Regions from separate parts of the Homo sapiens genome. Here region 1 is linked to region 2. The links are chromatin loops, found by intact Hi-C in ENCODE. Cell type or tissue: endothelial cell of umbilical vein. All regions are shown on one strand. Links, peaks and the distances in the headings refer to the core of each region. The heading gives the core; the rest is flanking DNA.

Region 1 (7,824 bases), core at 1,341-6,340, 290 kb before region 2:
TCAGTTACTGGCTGCTTTGTTTAACAGTTAATTCCAACAGCCAATCAGACAATTCTAGACACTTTTAGTATCTCCTGGAGCTTTGGCCCTACTCCAATGACTGCTAAAAATGACAAACACACCCATGGTTCCACTTCCCCAAAGGCCAAAAAAATACGAATTGGATTTCAGTGTTTGTGATACAGAGTAATCCAAAGTCTTTAGGGAACAATAAAAGCAGCTCAAATTATAGCTCATTGTGACATGAAAAAAGAGAAAAAGAAAAATGGTACAGAGAAGTGCTAGTAAGAGGAAACCAGCAGTCATGACAGCTCTGCCCCAGTTCCCTTCTTCAAACGTGAGCTTCGGCGTAGGGCTGGCGCTCTACCCTGACTCCCTAGGCTCTACTTTTCCTTTGATGATGGCTTCTGCACTAAATGGCTGATCGCAGTTAAGGTGAAAGCTCCTGTCATTGCTTCAGTCCCTTCCAACTTGGTTAAGTTCAGAGATAACAGGTCTAAGGAATTTACAAAAGGGAACATTAATTTGTGCAAGAATATTTAAAACATCTATTGAGTATCAGGCATGGGCTTCAGAGAGCCTAAAGAGTCTGTAGCATAAAAGAGAAATGAAGACAAGCACAAACAGGATACATGTGATAGCTGAGGATGGATAACATACTATAGAGCAGTGGTTCTCAAACTTTCTATGCCCCTCATCCTCCTGGAGAGCTTGCTGTCAGGATTTGAAACCTATGTGCTACTGAGTGGCGTTCTTCATGACTGGATCTGGTCAGCACACCCCTCCTCCAGCTTCCAAATTCAACTCAAACCAAGACAGACTATCTGCAGGGATGGCATGTTCAACTCTGCAACAAGGCCTGTGGCCGGAGCAAACAAGATAATAGCCTACAGTCCCAGCTACTTGGGAGGCTGAGGTGGGAGGATTGCTTGAGCCCAGAAGCTGTCTCCAGCCTGTGCAACATAGGGAGACCTCATCTCTAAAAAACAAAATAGGCTGGGCATGGTGGTTCGTGCCTGTAATCCCAGCACTTTGGGAGGCTGAAGTAGGTGGATCACCTGAGGTCAGGAATTCGAGACCATCCTGGCCAACATGGTGAAACCCCGTCTCTACTAAAAATACAAAAAATTAGCTGGGGGTGGTAGTGGGCACCTGTAGTCCCAGCTACTTGGGAGGACTGAGGCAGGAGAATTGCTTGAACCCGGGAGGCAGAGGTTGTAGTGAGCCGAGATCACGCCATTGCGCTCCAGCCTGGGCGAAGACTGAAGGAGCGAGACTCTGTCTCAAAAAACAACAACAACAAAAAACAGTAAAATAAAAAATACAATAAAAAATAAAATAATGCTGGGTGTGATGGCTCACACCTGAAATCCCAGCATATTGGGAGGCTGAGGTGGGAGGAGCCCATGAAGCTGGGAGTTCATGATCAGCTTGGGCAACATAGTGAGACTCCATCTCTTTTATTAAAAAAAAAACAAAAACAAAAAAAAAACAACCCCAAATAAAAGCCTAGATGTAGGAGGTGATGCTGTGTCATCAACAGCTCTCACTTTGGAGAGAAGTAAAGAGGATGGTAATGCCTTTCATTTCGTGTCTCTGAAAAGGTTAAAGGATATTTGAGGCTGGGTGTGGTGGCTCACACCTGTAATCCTAGCACTTTGGGAGGCTAAGGTGGGCAGATTACCTGAGGTCAGGAGTTCAAGACCAGTCTGGCCAACATGGTGAAATCCCATCTCTACTAAAAATACAAAAAATTAGCTGGGTGCAGTGGTGTGCTGAGGCTGAGGCAGGAGAATCGCTTCAACTCGGGAGTCGGAGGTTGTGGTGAGCCAAGATCACGCCACTGCACTCCAGCCTGGGGTACAGAGTGAGACTTTTTCTCAAAAAAAAAAAAAAAAAAAAAAAAGGTCAATAAAATAAAGGATATTTAATCTATTTTCAGGAAAGCATGAGATGTCAATCTCTGGACCTGCCTTCTGGACGCCATTTATCTAAAATTCACTGTTTGTTTTTTTTTTTTGAAAGGTAAAGCACTAGTTTACCTTAGCTACAACTTTCATGGTATATAAACCTTGCAGAAACTTCATTAAAACTAACTGAAGGAACAGGTGCGGAGACTAACTGAAACAGTGTGCTTTACGAAGATTGTTAAAGTACTCACCAGCCAGTCTCCCCATGCAAACTTTAATGTGCATACAAATCACCTGGGAGTCTTGTGACTTGTGATGCTGGTTCACTAGGTCTGGGGCGAGGCCTGAGGCTCTGCATTTCTTCTTCTTTTTTTTTTAGACGGAGTCTCCGTCACCCTGACTGCTCACTGCAACCTCCGCCTCCCGGGTTCTAGCAATTCTCCTGCCTCAGCATCCCAAGTAGCTGGGATTACAGGTGCCCACCACCACGTCCAGCTTTTTTTTTTTTTTTTTTGTATTTTTAATAGAGATGGGGTTTCACCGTGTTGGTCAGGGTGGTCTCGAACTCCTGACCTCAGATGATCCACAAGCCTCAGCCTCTCAAAGTGCTGGGATTACAGGCGTGAGCCACCTTGCCCGGCGAGGCTCTGCATTTCTAACCAGCTCACAGATGAGGCTGTTGCTGCTGGTCCAGGCCCCACACCCCATGGCAAGGCTAAGTGCTTTAAACAAGGATGCTGCTAGTATTCTGGCACATAGGACTGTTCATTGCTTGATGAGATCCCTGGGATCATGATGGCAATGGTGAAGGCTGAGAAGGTGTAAAGGAGTGTGATGGGAGGGCAAGGAAATCGTCCCAAGAAAAGAATTAAACAAATACTGATTTGAGCTAGCAGAGATGGTGACATGGAAACAAGGAGATTGGGAAACTGGGTCATCTGGGGGAAAAAAAAATAAAAAATGTCACCTCTGTTGTGTTAATGTTCTAGAACAGTGGTGTCCAATAGAAACTAACGCTACTGGGCTGGGCGCGGTAGCTCACGCCTGTAATCCCAGCACTTTGGGAGGCCAAGGCGGGCAGATCATGAGGTCAGGAGATCGAGACCATCCTGGCTAACACGGTGAAACCCCGTCTCTACTAAAAATACAAAAAATTAGCTGGGCATGGTTGCACGTAGCTGTAGTCCCAGCTACTTGGGAGGCTGAGGCAGGAGAATCGCTTGAACCTGGGAGGTGGAGATTGCGGTGAGCCGAGATTGCGCCATTGCACTCTAGCCTGGCAACAGAGTGAAACTCTGTCTCAAAAAAACAAACAAAAAAACAAAACTAATGCTACCCACATGTGAAATTCTAAATTTTCTAGTAGTTACATTAGAAATAATAAATGATGAAATGTATATTTAACCCAATATATCAAAACTATTATTTCCACACGTGATCAACGTTTTATTATTTTGAGACCAGTCTGGCTCCATCACCCAGGCTGGAGTATAGTGGCGCCATCTCAGCTCACTGCAATCTCTGCCTTCCAGGCTCTAGCCATCCTCTCACCGCAGCCTCCTGAGTAGTTGGAACTACAGGCATGTACCAGCATGCCTGGCTAATTTTTGGATTTTTTGTAGAGACGGGGTTTCACCATGTTGCTGTGGCTGGTCTGGAACTCAAACTCAAGCGATCTGCCTTCCTCAGCCTTCCAAAGTGCTGGGATTACAGGTGTGAGCCACTGCACCCAGCCAATATTTTAAAATTGAGATATTCTTTTTTCCCCCTAAATATGAAGGCTTCAAATTCTAGGTTATGGTCATACTTACAGAACATCTCAGTTTGGGCCACATGTGCTGGTGGCTACTTTATGGGACAATGTAGCTCTAGAATCTTGCTACCCAAAGTGTGGTCCACATAGTGGCAAAAGCACCACGTGGAGGATGGTTAGGAATGAAGATTTCAGGCCCTGCTCTGACCTACCAAATGAGAACCTGCAGCCTAACAAGATCCTCAGGTGATGCAGAGGCACATAAAATTTGACAAGCATTGTTCCAGAACACAGGAATCAGCAAGTTCTTCTGATTGCTAGGACAGACACTTTTAAAAGCTTTTCTTTTTCTTTTCTAAAAAAGTAGAGATGGGGTTTCATCATGTTGCCCAGTCTGGTCTCAAACTCCTGAGCTCAAGCAATCTGCCTGCCTCGGTCTCAAAAAGTGCTGGGATTACAGTCATGAGCCACCATGCCCAGCATGTTTCTTATTTATATGACATTTAAGAAACTGAGACAAGAATTCAGGAGGGCTGATTACCTGCTTATTCCGTCTTGTCTCTTCCTTAAGAAGGAGATGAAACCATAGGTCTCAAAACAATGACCTAATAAACAGTTAAGGGCCAAACAACATTGAGCTTAAACAGACCAACGTGCAATGTTGCTGCTTTGAAAAGACAAAACGGCCAGCAGGTGGTGCCAGAAGCTAAGTGAGGGGAAAATGATTTTCTGACAAATGCTTAATAATAATAATTCATGTTTCAAAAATGTGTTTTGGGGCTGGGTGTGGTGGCTCATGACTGTAATCCTAGCACTTTGGGAGGCTGAGGGTGGATTGCCTGAGCTCAGGAGTTCCAGACCAGCCTGGGCAACATGGTGAAACCCCCTCTGTACTAAAATACAAAAAATTAGCCAGATGTGGTGGTGTGCACCTGTAGTCCCGGCTACTCGGGAGGCTGCAGCAGAATAATGGATTCAACCTGGCAGGCAGAGGTTGCAGTGGGCTGAGGTCACACCACTGCACTCCACCCTGGGTGACAGAGTGAGACTCCGTCTCAAAAAAAAAAAAAGTGTTTTGGTGCTGTCTGTAAAATGGTAGTTAAAAAGAAAGTAGCATTTCCCTGTCTTTCACATCCTCCTGTTAGCTCATCCTCCTGCTGTAGGTATCTGAAATCCTTAAGGGCTGAAACCTCTCAAATGGAACCAGTGAGTATTGCTGGTAAGGCTTGAAACAGACCATGCCATTTCCTAGACTTGGGGTTTTACGCTGAAGATAAAGCACCCTTCACTCACAGTAAGTGTTTGCAGATAGTTATTTCTCAAACAAGGAAAGCATAATAGATTGAGCAGGAAATGCAGAGCTGTAGTCTTTGATTTTGGCGGACGGGAGGAAAAAGAGACTACTCTAGGTCTGGTCTAAATTTAACAGGCTTAATGCTTGAATGCTTAATGCTGCAGAATTCAAGAGATAGCTAATGAAGTAAAGAGGAAAACATTCACTTCACACAATCCCAACATCTCGTTCATTTTTATTTTATTTTTGAGCCGGAGTTTCGCTTGTCACCCAGGCTAGAGTGCAATGGCGTGATCTTGGCTCACTGCAACCTCTGCCTCCCAGGTTCAAGTGATTCTCCTGTCTCAGCCTCCTGAGTATCTGGGACTACAGGCACCTGCCATCATGCCCGGCTAATTTTGTATTTTTAGTAGAGGCGGGGGTTTCTCCTGACATCAGGTGATGCGCCTGCCTTGGCCTCCCGTAGTCCTGGGATTACAGGCGTGAGCCACAGTGCCTGGCCCCGTTTATTTTTTTTTAAGCAGAAAACTTTGAATCCACAGAATTACACCTGTGCTATTTGTGTGTATCATATTTCTTCTATTTTTTTTTTTAGCCGGAGTCTCACTCTGTCACCCAGCCTGGACTGCAGTGGCGCAATCTCAGCTCACTGCAACCTCCGCCTTCCAGATTCAAGCAATTCTCCTGCCTCAGCCTCCCAAGTAGCTGGGACTACAGGCGCATGCCGCCACGCTTGGCTAATTTTTTGTATTTTTAGTAGAGATGGGGATTCACCGTGTTTCTCAGGCTGGTGTTGAACTCCTGACCTCAGGCGATCCGCCCGCCTCGGCCTCTCAAAGTGCTGAGAGGTGTGAGCCACCGCGCCCGGCCCCATATTTGTTCTATTTATGGCATCTAACGGGAACTTTATAATTTATCAACTACACTATTAAAACAGAAACACATTAAAAAAGCAGGAATAACAACACTGTATATTTTCTTCCAAAAGTCTCAAAGCCTATATTTCTATTAACGATGCCTTGTGTTTGTTTAGGACTTAAACATATACAAACCAAAGCAGTTTCTTCTTCTTTTTTTTTTTTTTGAGACAGGGTCTCCCTCTGTCACCCAAGTGGAGTGCAGTGGCATAAAAATGGCTCAGTGCAGCCTTGACCTCCTGGGCTCAAGCAAGCTTCTTTGCCTCAGCCTCCCCAGTAGCTGGGGCCACAGGTGTGTACCACCATACCTGGCTAGTTTTTAATTTTTTGTAGAGATGGGGTCTTGCCATGTTGCCCAGGCAGGTCTCGAACTCATGGGCTCAAGCAATCCTCCTGCCTCAGCCTCCCAAAGTGATGGGATTACAGGCGTGAGCCACCACGTGCAGCTGCAAAGCACTTTCAAATACATTATTGTATTTAATACAAATAAAGAAAATAAGAGATGCACACTTCCTGATTATCTCAGTAAGACCTATCTTGGAAACCATTAGGTTTTCAATTTTTGAAACTAAATTATCCTTTCTACACCTTGTTTCATTACCTTTCATATCTCCAGATCTTTTTCCAGTTTCTTAGGCAATGTTAGCTCCTTTTCCTTAACTTTTTCTGTTTTAAGTTTTTATTTATTTATTTTTTTGAGACGAGTCTCACTCTGTTGCCCAGGCTGGAGTGCAGTGGCACCATCTTGGCTCACTACAACCTTTGCCTCCCGGGTTCCAGCGATTCTCCTGCTTCAGCCTCCCAAGTAGCTGGGATTATAGGCACCAGCCACCACGCCCAGCTAATTTTTGTATTCTTAGCCCAGATGGGGTTTCACCATGTTGGCCAGGCTGGTCTCGAACTCCTGACCTCAAGCGATCCGCTTGCCTCGGCCTCCCGAAGTGCTGGGAGTACAGGCATGAGCCACCACGCCCGGCCAACTTTCTCTTTTTAAAAAGACTAGTCAAGTACAGTAGAGAAGGGGGAAAGAGTAGAACAAGAAGTTTGATCTGTGACTGTGAACAATTAATTAAGATAACTCACTACCAGGCCGAGCGCGGTGGCTCACGCCTGTAATCCCAGCACCGTGGGAGGCCGAGGCAGGTGGATCATGAGGTCAGGAGATCGAGACCAACCTGGCTAACACGGTGAAACCCCATCTCTACTAAAAATACAAAAAAAAAAAAAATTAGCTGGGCCTGGTGGCAGGCACCTGTAGTCTCAGCTACTAGGGAGGCTAAGGCAGGAGAATGGCGTGAACCTGGGGGGCGGAGCTTGCAGTGAGCTGAGCTCTGTCACACACACACACACAAAACTCACTACGTTTGGACCAGCCTGACTTTCTGTATTTGACGACTCCTCTCATTTTTTCTTTTGTCCCAAAAAGGCCTTCCTGCCAAGGATTGCGAGCTCTGTGGCCAACAGACCTGCGTTCAATGTCTCAATGCCACAATTTACTTACTGGGTAACTTTGGCTCTAATTCCTCATCTGTAGAATGGAGATACTACTACCTAGAGTGCGAACAAAATCATACATGTTGCCATAAATGTAAAGTACTTAGTGGTCACTAAATGGGAGCATGTCAGATCTCTCAACTACAAGGCTGAGGAACTTTGGAATGACACACCACATACACTGTTGTCTTATGACACAAACCCAGTCTGGGAACTGATTATTTCATCGGCCTTTGTTTTAGAGCTTAGGGTGAAAAGGCATCTACAACAGTGGCTTGTAAATTATTTTACTTGGTATGGTCCAATTTAAGAAGTACTTGATAAGCCATGACATTACTGAAAACATGTTATTTGGTGGGATCATAATTCTGGTCTGTGAAATCAGGTACTAAGGAGATCACTGTGATGCCAAAAATATAGCCTGACTTCCCAGCAGGTTCACACTGAAAGATAAAA
Region 2 (8,272 bases), core at 1,405-6,404:
GACAAAGTGAGACTCCATCTCAAAAAACATAAATAATAAAATAGTAAAATAAAAATGTTAACTGACAGAGACAGAGCCTAGAGAGGTGACAATGCAATAACAATGCCAGAATGTTCTGAGAGAGGACAGGCAAACCCAGAGCTGGCCCTGACTCTGCAGCCCTGTACTCCTACGATCTACCTCTGCCCTCTCAGTCCCATCTCCTCAACATCTGTGTGAGGTTAGGCAAGTTATTTAACCCCTCTAAGTCTTAGCCTCCTCTTCTGTGACATGGGCATAGTAGTACCCCTCCAATGGGGTTGGAAAGGTCAGTGAATCCACATGGGTGAGACACCTTGGACAGCTCCTGGCACATAGACACCTCCCAGTAATACTAGCAGGTGTGAGGACTGGGATGACCCCTTCCCATTAAACCAGGCAGTTTCTCCTGGCTCATGCTGGGCGGCCCAAAAGTCCCCTCCTTAGGAAGCCACCTTAGATTCTGCCAACTGTGGTAACTTTGTCTGCACCTCAGTTATAGCTTTTATGACATAAAAATCATATGTTCAGGCTGGGTACGGTGGCTCACACCTATAATCCCAGAACTCTGGGGAGCTGAGGCCTGCAGATCACCTGAGGTTAGGAGTTCGAGACTAGCCTGGACAATATGGCAAAACCCCGTCTCTACTAAAACTACAAAAATTAGCTGGGCATGGTGGCAGCCGCCTGTAATCCCAGCTACTCAGAAGGCTGATGCAGGAGGATATCTTGAACCCAGGAGGTGGAGGCTGCAGTTAGCTGGGATTGTGCCACAGCACTCCAGCCTAGGCAACAAAGTGAGACTCCGTCTCAAAAAAAAAAAAAACAAAAAAACAAAAACCCAAAAAACTATGCATTTATGCTGGGCACAGTGGCTCATGCCTACAATGCCAGTACTTTGGGAGTCTGAGGCAGGAGGATCACTTGAGGCCAGGAGTTCAAGACCAGTCTGGCCAACATAGCAAGACCCTGTTATGTATGCATTCACCCTCCTGCCTCCCCTCCCAGGTCCTGAGCCCCTCAGGGGCAGGGGCCAGGTCTGACTCACCCTGGATCCCAGTAGCTGGCACAGAGATGGGCTCACTGAATGAATAAATGAACAAAAGTATGAATGACTGTCATGCCTGTGCAGACAGATGGTGCCCCATGCCATGACCTTGTTTACCCGACCTGCTGGGGCCCTGCCGTCAGCTGCTGTGTGGTCGGGGAATGCAGACATCCTTAAATACTGCTGAGCAGATTTTCCCGGCTTGCAGGATTGCATCAAGAGTCAGGGCGCAGACTCGAGGCTCAGGCTCCCGACTTCACTGATAACTTTAGGCAAGTTATTAACCTGGCCAACGCTCACTTGACCATTCTGAAGTGAGGGCTTTCTTGGGGTACTGTGAGAAAGAAGTGAGAGGAAGCTTGGTGCCTAGCACAAGTAAATACTTAATCAGTGTTAGGGCCAGGTGCAATGCCATGTACCTGTGACCGCAGCTACTTGGGTGGCCAAGGAGGGAGGGTTGCTTTGGCTTAGGAGTTTGAGACCAACCTGGGCAACATAGCGAGACCCCATCTCAAAAAAGACAATTAGGTACTGTGATTATTAATAATTATTTTTCAATCAACAAGCATTCAGCAGTGCCCAGCTTTTCTGTACCCTCAGAATCTTAAAACAAACAAACAAAAACAAAAAACAAAAAACCACCCATTGGGAAATGTTAGTTTTAGGGTTGAGTATCTCTTATTAAATTAAGGTTCTTTAGAGGCCAAGTGCAGCAGCTCACACCTATAATCCCAGCACTTTGGAAGGCTGAGGTGGGCAGATCACTTGAGGTCAGGAGTTCAAGACTAGCTTGGCCAACATGGTGAAACTCCGTCTCTACTAAAAATACAAAAATCAGCCGGGCGTGGTGGCACACGCCTGTAATCCCAGCTGCTCAGAAGGCTGAGGCAGGAGAATTGCTTGAACCTGGGAGGTGGAGGTTGCAGTGAGCTGATATCGTGCCACTGCACTCCAGCCTGGGTGACGGAATGAGACTCTGTCTCAAAAAATAAAAAATAGGCCGGGCACGGTGGCTCACACCTGTAATCTCAGCAAGGGGGGGCAGATCACCTGAGGTCAGGAGTTCGAGACCAGCCTGACCAACATGGAGAAACCCCGTCTCTACTAAAAATACAAAATTAGCTAGGTGTGGTGGCGCATGCCTGTAATCCCAGCTACTCGGGAGGCTGAGGCAGGAGAATCGCTTGAACCCAGGAGGCAGAGGTTGCTGTGAGTGGAGATCGCACCATTGCATCGCAGCCTGGGCAACAAGAGTGAAACTCCGTCTCAAAAAAAATAAAAAAAATACATAAAAAACAAATGGAGTCCTTTTTTTTTTTTTTGAGGCAGGGCCTCCCTCTGTCACCCAGGCTGGATGGAGTACAGTGGAGTGATCACAGCGACTTCAGCCTTGACCTCTCCAGCTCAAGTGATCCTCCCACCTCGGCCTCCCAAAGTGCTGGGATTGCAGGTGTGAGCTACCTTCTGTAGCCTAAGATTCTTTAATATGGATTTCATGGCAAACCAAATGTATAAACTTGGGCAAGTGACTTAATCTCTCTGAGCCTCAGTTTCCTCTTTTGTGTAAAGAATACATTTCCACAAATGGAAGGAATAATTGTACCAAACCTATAGGATTACTGGGTGGCCTTTGAGACTTAAGAAGGTAGGGGAGCAGATATCTGGGGTAAGTGGCTGGGTGTGGTGGCTCACACCTGTAATCCCAGCATTTTGGAAGGCCGAGGCGGGCAGATCACTTGAGGTCAAGAGTTCAAGACCAGCCTGGGCAACATGGTGAAACCCTGTCTCTAATAAAAATATAAAATTTAGGCCAGGTGCGATGGCTCATGCCTGTAATCCCAGCACTTTGGGAGGCCAAGGCAGGTGGATCACGAGGTCAGGAGTTCAAGATCAGCCAGGCCAACATGGTGAAACCCCATCTCTACTAAAAATACAAAAATTAGCCAGGTGCAATGGCAGGTGTCTGTAATCCCAGCTACTCGGGAGGCTGAGGCAGGACAATCACTTGAACCCAGGTGGCAGAGGTTACAGCGAGCTGAAATCGTGCCAATACACTCCAGCCTGGGCGACGGAGTGCGACTCCATCTCAAAATATATATATACATATATAAAATTTAGCCGGGTGTGATGGCGGTCACCTGTAATCTCAGCTACTTGGGAGGCTGAGGCATGAGAATCACTTGAACCCAGGAAGTGGAGGTTGCAGTGAGCTGAGATCATGCCACTGCACTCCAGCCTGGGTAACAGACTGAGACTCCATCTCAAAAAAAAAAAAAAATGTATGTGGTAAGAGCACTCCAGGCAGAAGGACTAGCCCATGCAAAGGTCCTGAGGCAGGAAGGTGCCCAGTTGTTCAAGAGCAGACACCAGTTAGCTGGAGCAGAGGGAGTGAGATGGGGCGGGGAGAAGACAAAGGTCTCTGCTAGCGGCTCAATCATGCAGGTCCTTGTGGGCTATTGTAAAGACTTTGGCTTTTACCATCTCACTGGATGAGAAGGGGGATTTGGACTGTTTTGAGCCAAGGAGCAACAAGATCTGAAGTTAGTTCCAACAGGATCCTGCCTTCTACTGTGTGGACAGGCTGATGTGAGCAAAGTTGAGAGCAGGCTACTGAGATAGTCCCAGTGAGGTTAATGACTTGGACCAGGGTTGGGGCAGTAGAGGCAGTGAAAGTGGTCAGGTTCTGGAAATGGTCTGAGTATTTGCTGGTGCATTGGAGAGTTTCACGTAATTCTTGTGCAGATTCAGCAAGAGAGTTTGCCGGCATGCTTTGCACAGCCCCTGGTACCCAGTAAGGCGATTATTAGCATTGGTGCTTGCTGGAATCAGATATTCCAGAATATTCTGTCACAGCTCATCGTTGCCCTCTTCTTTTCTGTGGGTAAACTGAGGCAGAAACTCAGGCTGGGTGGAACTCTGCAGCCTCAGCTGGAGACCTCGTCTGGCCAAGGACTGTGGGGACACAGGCCCTCTAGGCTGCCACCTCATGGTCCCAGCAGAGGGCACCAGAACTGCACAGAAAGTCTCACTACCCAAGTGTCTGAGCCAGGCCAGACTGTGCTAGCCAGACCTGCCCGGGGTTCATTCACTGACCTTTATTGAGCACCTACTGTATGCCCAGCCCCAAACCTGGCTCTGCTCATGGAAAGAACTTCAGTGGAAACAGGTCCTGGGATGAACAAGGGCCTGGCCTGGCCTGGTGATGCCACTATTTCCTTAAGAGGAGAGTGGACATTCCGGATTATTGTCGGGGGAGTCTCATTTCTGCTGCTGTAACAAAATACCACAGACTGGGTCATTTAGAAACCATAGAAACTGATTTCGTACTGTTCTAGAGGCTGGGAAGTCCCAGATCAAGGTGCCAGCAGGTTTGGTGTCGTGAGGGCCACTCTCTGCTTCCAAGATGGTCCCTCCTTGCTGTGTCCTCTGGAGGGGAAGACTGCTGTGTCCTCACGCTGCAGAAGGTGGAAGGGCGAGAGATGGCAAACCAGGCTTACAAGCCCTTTGAAAAGGGCCCTCATCCCATCCTGGAGAGCTCTGCCCTATCACATTGGCGATTATGTTTCAATATGTAAATTTTGGGAGATGCATTCAGACCACAGGAGGAAGGGAAAAGAAAGAGCCCCCAGGTTGAAAGCCAGTTTAGGTTTGAGTCCCAGCCTTTCCCCTTGCTGTGTGACCTGGAGTAAATTCCTCAGCCTCTGTGAGTCTCCCATTCCACCCCAGGATTGTTGTGAAAACACAGTAAGGCAAGCGGGTAAGAAAGCACCCAGCAAGGTGTCAAGTGCCCCACCAGGAGGGGTGGGGTGGCAATTTCCAGCATTGCTTGGAACCAGAATAGCAACGTCTTCTGAGGTTCCAGAATTTGGACTCTGAACCCATTGAGAAGAATGAAATCAACTTTGGCGTCAATCAGCCACTGATTGCCATGTGGCCTGGACGAGTCATCTCATTCAACTTCACTTTCAGCCGGACGCTGTGACTCAGGCCTGTAACCCCAGCACTTTGGGAAGCTGAGGTGGGTGGATCGCTTGAGCCCAGGAGTTAGAGACCAGCCTGGGCAACCTAGCGAAACCTCGTCTCTACAAAAAAATACAAAAAATTAGCTAGGCCTGGTGGCGTGTGCCTGTAGTCCCGGCTACTCAGGAGTCTGAGGTGGGAAGATCCACTGAGCCCAGGAGGTTGAGGCTGCACTCCAGCCTGGGCGACAGGAGTGAAACCCTGTCTCAAAAAGTTAAAAAAAAAAAAAAAAAGGAAAATATTTTAGAAAAAGAAAAACAAATTAATTTTTCTCATTTGTAAAATGGGGGTGATTCCAGGGCCTGCTCCAAAGGGAATGAAACAAAGTTCAGGAGCGGTGGCTCATACCTATAATCCCAGTACTTTGGGAGGCCAAGGTAGGAGGATTGCTTCAACCCAGGAGGTTGAGACCAGCTTGGGCCACATAGTGAGACCCCTGTCTCTACAAAAAAAAAAAAAAAAAAATTAGCCTGGCATGGTGGCACATGCCTGTATTCCCTACTCAGGAGGCTGAGACAGGAGGATCACCTGAGCCCAGGAGTTTGATGCTGCAGTGAGCTATGATTACACCACTGCACTCCAGCCCGGGGGACACAGCGAGACCCTGTCTCAAAAAACAAGAGAATGAAGCATCCTGCAGGAGCCCTGGCTCGATGCCTGGTAGCCACTATAAATAAAGAAGAACCAGCAGGCTGTGTGGATGCAAGGCCCAGTGCTCCCCTGTTCTCTGAGGAGGGGGGCATTAAGCACCCTGGGGCCCCACGATGGGCAGCAAGAGTTTGCCGAGGGAGGAAAGCCCACCGGTGGAGTGGGCAGAGGGGTTGGTGTGTGGACTTCTGGAGCCTCAGGAGGAAGGGTGCGGGTTCCCCTGGCTGCAGACGTCCCTGAGGCTGCCCTGCCTCCCCCAGGAGAGACCTTCCTGCCCTACTACACGGGCCGCGCCATTGATGGCATCGTCATCCAGAAAAGCATGGATCAGTTCAGCACGGCTGTCGTCATCGTGTGCCTGCTGGCCATTGGCAGGTAGCTGGCTCAACCCCCACGCCCTGCCCCGCACACCCCGACCTGCACCAGGGAGGGAAGGGAGGGCCTGTTCCTAAGGAAGACAGGGGCCAGGGAGGCCCTGGAAATGCCCCTGGTGGGCCTGTCCCTCAGCTGGTCACCCTGGGAACCGGCTTCCACACTGTCTTAGAGCACCCTAGAACCACACCCTCTGGTCCCTGAAAAGGGCTTCAGTCCTCAGGGTTCCCTGCTCACCCTCCCTGGCTGTTTTCCAAGTAGGAATCTGGTCCCAAACAGAACCGGCTTTGTCTGAGCTGTTCTGGAAGGAAGAGGGTCTGGCTGGCACATTTGGGTCTCTTGTCCCACAACTGTCCCCTTTGCCCTCACCTTGAGGGGGGCTCCCACTGGGAATGAGGGGGACCCCGCAGGGATGCCAGCCCTGGAGTGGGGCTGCGGTGGGGCTCCCAGGCCTGCCGGCAGCGGGAGGGGGCAGCCGGGTGTGGTCACTGGTCTGGAAGGACATCGTGCTATAATATCTCTTATCTGCAATTAGCTCATTTGCCGCAGGTATTCGGGGCGGCATTTTTACCCTCATATTTGCCAGACTGAACATTCGCCTTCGAAACTGTCTCTTCCGCTCACTGGTGTCCCAGGAGACAAGCTTCTTTGATGAGAACCGCACAGGTTGGTCCTTCCAGTGCCCTAGGTGTCCTGGGGGCTGGGCCCCACCCCTGTGGGCTTGCCTGGCACTGAGGAATGAAATGGGCGTGTGGGTGGTCTCAGCCCTCTGTCTTCTCCTCCTGCTGTTAGTTCAGGCTGGGAACACCCTGGGCTTGGCCTGTGTCCTGGGAGCTGGCTTGCTCACTGAGGTTTTGGTGTGGGCTGCGGCCTCTGTGGGGCCCAGGCCAGGCCACCCGAGGTCCCTGCAGGAGCCAAGGCCTTGCTTTCCATTGCCCCATGGAAACCACCAGGTCCAGGACTACCCACGCCTGTGGCCGACAGAGACCCTGCTCCCATGGGGGTCAGCAGGTGAGGGCCAGGGGCCACAACGGGGAAGACGATAGAATATCCACCAAGATCCAAGCTCTGAGAGACACCGGCCTGGGTCGAAGCCCTGGTTCCTCCACTCACGAACTTCACCTCTCTGATCCTCTGTTTTCTTGTCTGTAAAATGGGAACACGGATAGTAGCCACCCCATGGGGTCCTTACACAGCTCTTAGCACAATGTCCAACTTAGGTAAGAAGTGTCTGCGCTTTCCTGCCCGCCACCAGCCAGGTTGTTATTTCCCTAGAAGGGAAGAGGAGTTACCCCCTCTGCCAGTGACAGGGAGGAGACATGGGTTTGAAGTCTGGCTCAGTCACGGACAGGCTGTGTGACTCTACGGGGGCCTTCCTGTTCTGAGCCCCAGCCTCCTCCGCTGTACAGCGGGATGTCATGAAGCTTAAGCAAGATGCTGATGACTGGGATTGGCTCAGAGTAGCCCTCGAGGGGTATCTGCTCTTCTCCCCCACCCCCCAACCCCGCCCACAGGTAGGGAGGCCCGGCTTCCCAGTGTCTGTCTCAGAGGCCCCTTAGCATCCCCCACCGCCACCCCCAAGGCCCGGGTTGCTGTGGTGAGAGCTGAGCCGCGTGTGTTCCAGGGGACCTCATCTCCCGCCTGACCTCGGACACCACCATGGTCAGCGACCTGGTCTCCCAGAACATCAATGTCTTCCTGCGGAACACAGTCAAGGTCACGGGCGTGGTGGTCTTCATGTTCAGCCTCTCATGGCAGCTCTCCTTGGTCACCTTCATGGGCTTCCCCATCATCATGATGGTGTCCAACATCTACGGCAAGTACTACAAGGTAGGCCTGCCCTGTCTCTGCTGGGGACTGTGCACCCTGGCAGCCCCCAAACATCCCCTTAGGAGGGGCTCAGGGGGCCACTAAGGGCTAGTGAAGGACAGGTCTTGAGGCTGTGTTTGCATTCATTCATTCATTTCTTCGCTCATTCAATAAATAATTATTGACCACCTGCTATGTCCCAGGCACTGGGATACATCAGTGAAAAAGACAAGGCCCCTGCCTTCCTGGAACTTGTATCTAGTGTCAGAGACAGATACTAGGTACCAACAGCATAAAGAATGAGAATCCACAATACAGTAAAAGATGGTCAGTGCTAAGGAGAAACATGAAGTGAGC

What was found. Peaks named below come from ENCODE experiments on the same cell type or tissue, not always from the same donor. Only the 100,000 strongest peaks of a DNase experiment are listed, where the experiment ranks them.
Region 1: a loop joins it to region 2, with 8 times the contacts of the local background. A loop is called at or near these places in 13 of 110 quality-filtered maps.

What each region holds. Positions count from the first base shown.
Region 1 is chr12:123,234,810-123,242,633 of GRCh38, reverse strand. All of the region lies in intron 1 of MTRFR (mitochondrial translation release factor in rescue), which reads right to left. It also overlaps a transcript of MPHOSPH9 not described here. Among named protein-coding and RNA genes, the nearest start is that of MTRFR, 5.3 kb to the right of the region's middle. RefSeq lists enhancers at 4,260-4,459, 5,070-5,119. In endothelial cell of umbilical vein, for the core only: a CTCF peak has its summit at 4,341 (motif pointing right); a DNase peak (open chromatin) is centred at 4,353.
Region 2 is chr12:122,948,288-122,956,559 of GRCh38, reverse strand. ABCB9 (ATP binding cassette subfamily B member 9) reads left to right here. Exons shown (of 12, transcript NM_019625.4): 3 at 5,995-6,109; 4 at 6,642-6,772; 5 at 7,731-7,936. Among named protein-coding and RNA genes, the nearest start is that of ABCB9, 14 kb to the left of the region's middle. In endothelial cell of umbilical vein, for the core only: a CTCF peak has its summit at 4,066 (motif pointing right); DNase peaks (open chromatin) are centred at 4,079 and 5,019; H3K27ac peaks cover 1,166 bases.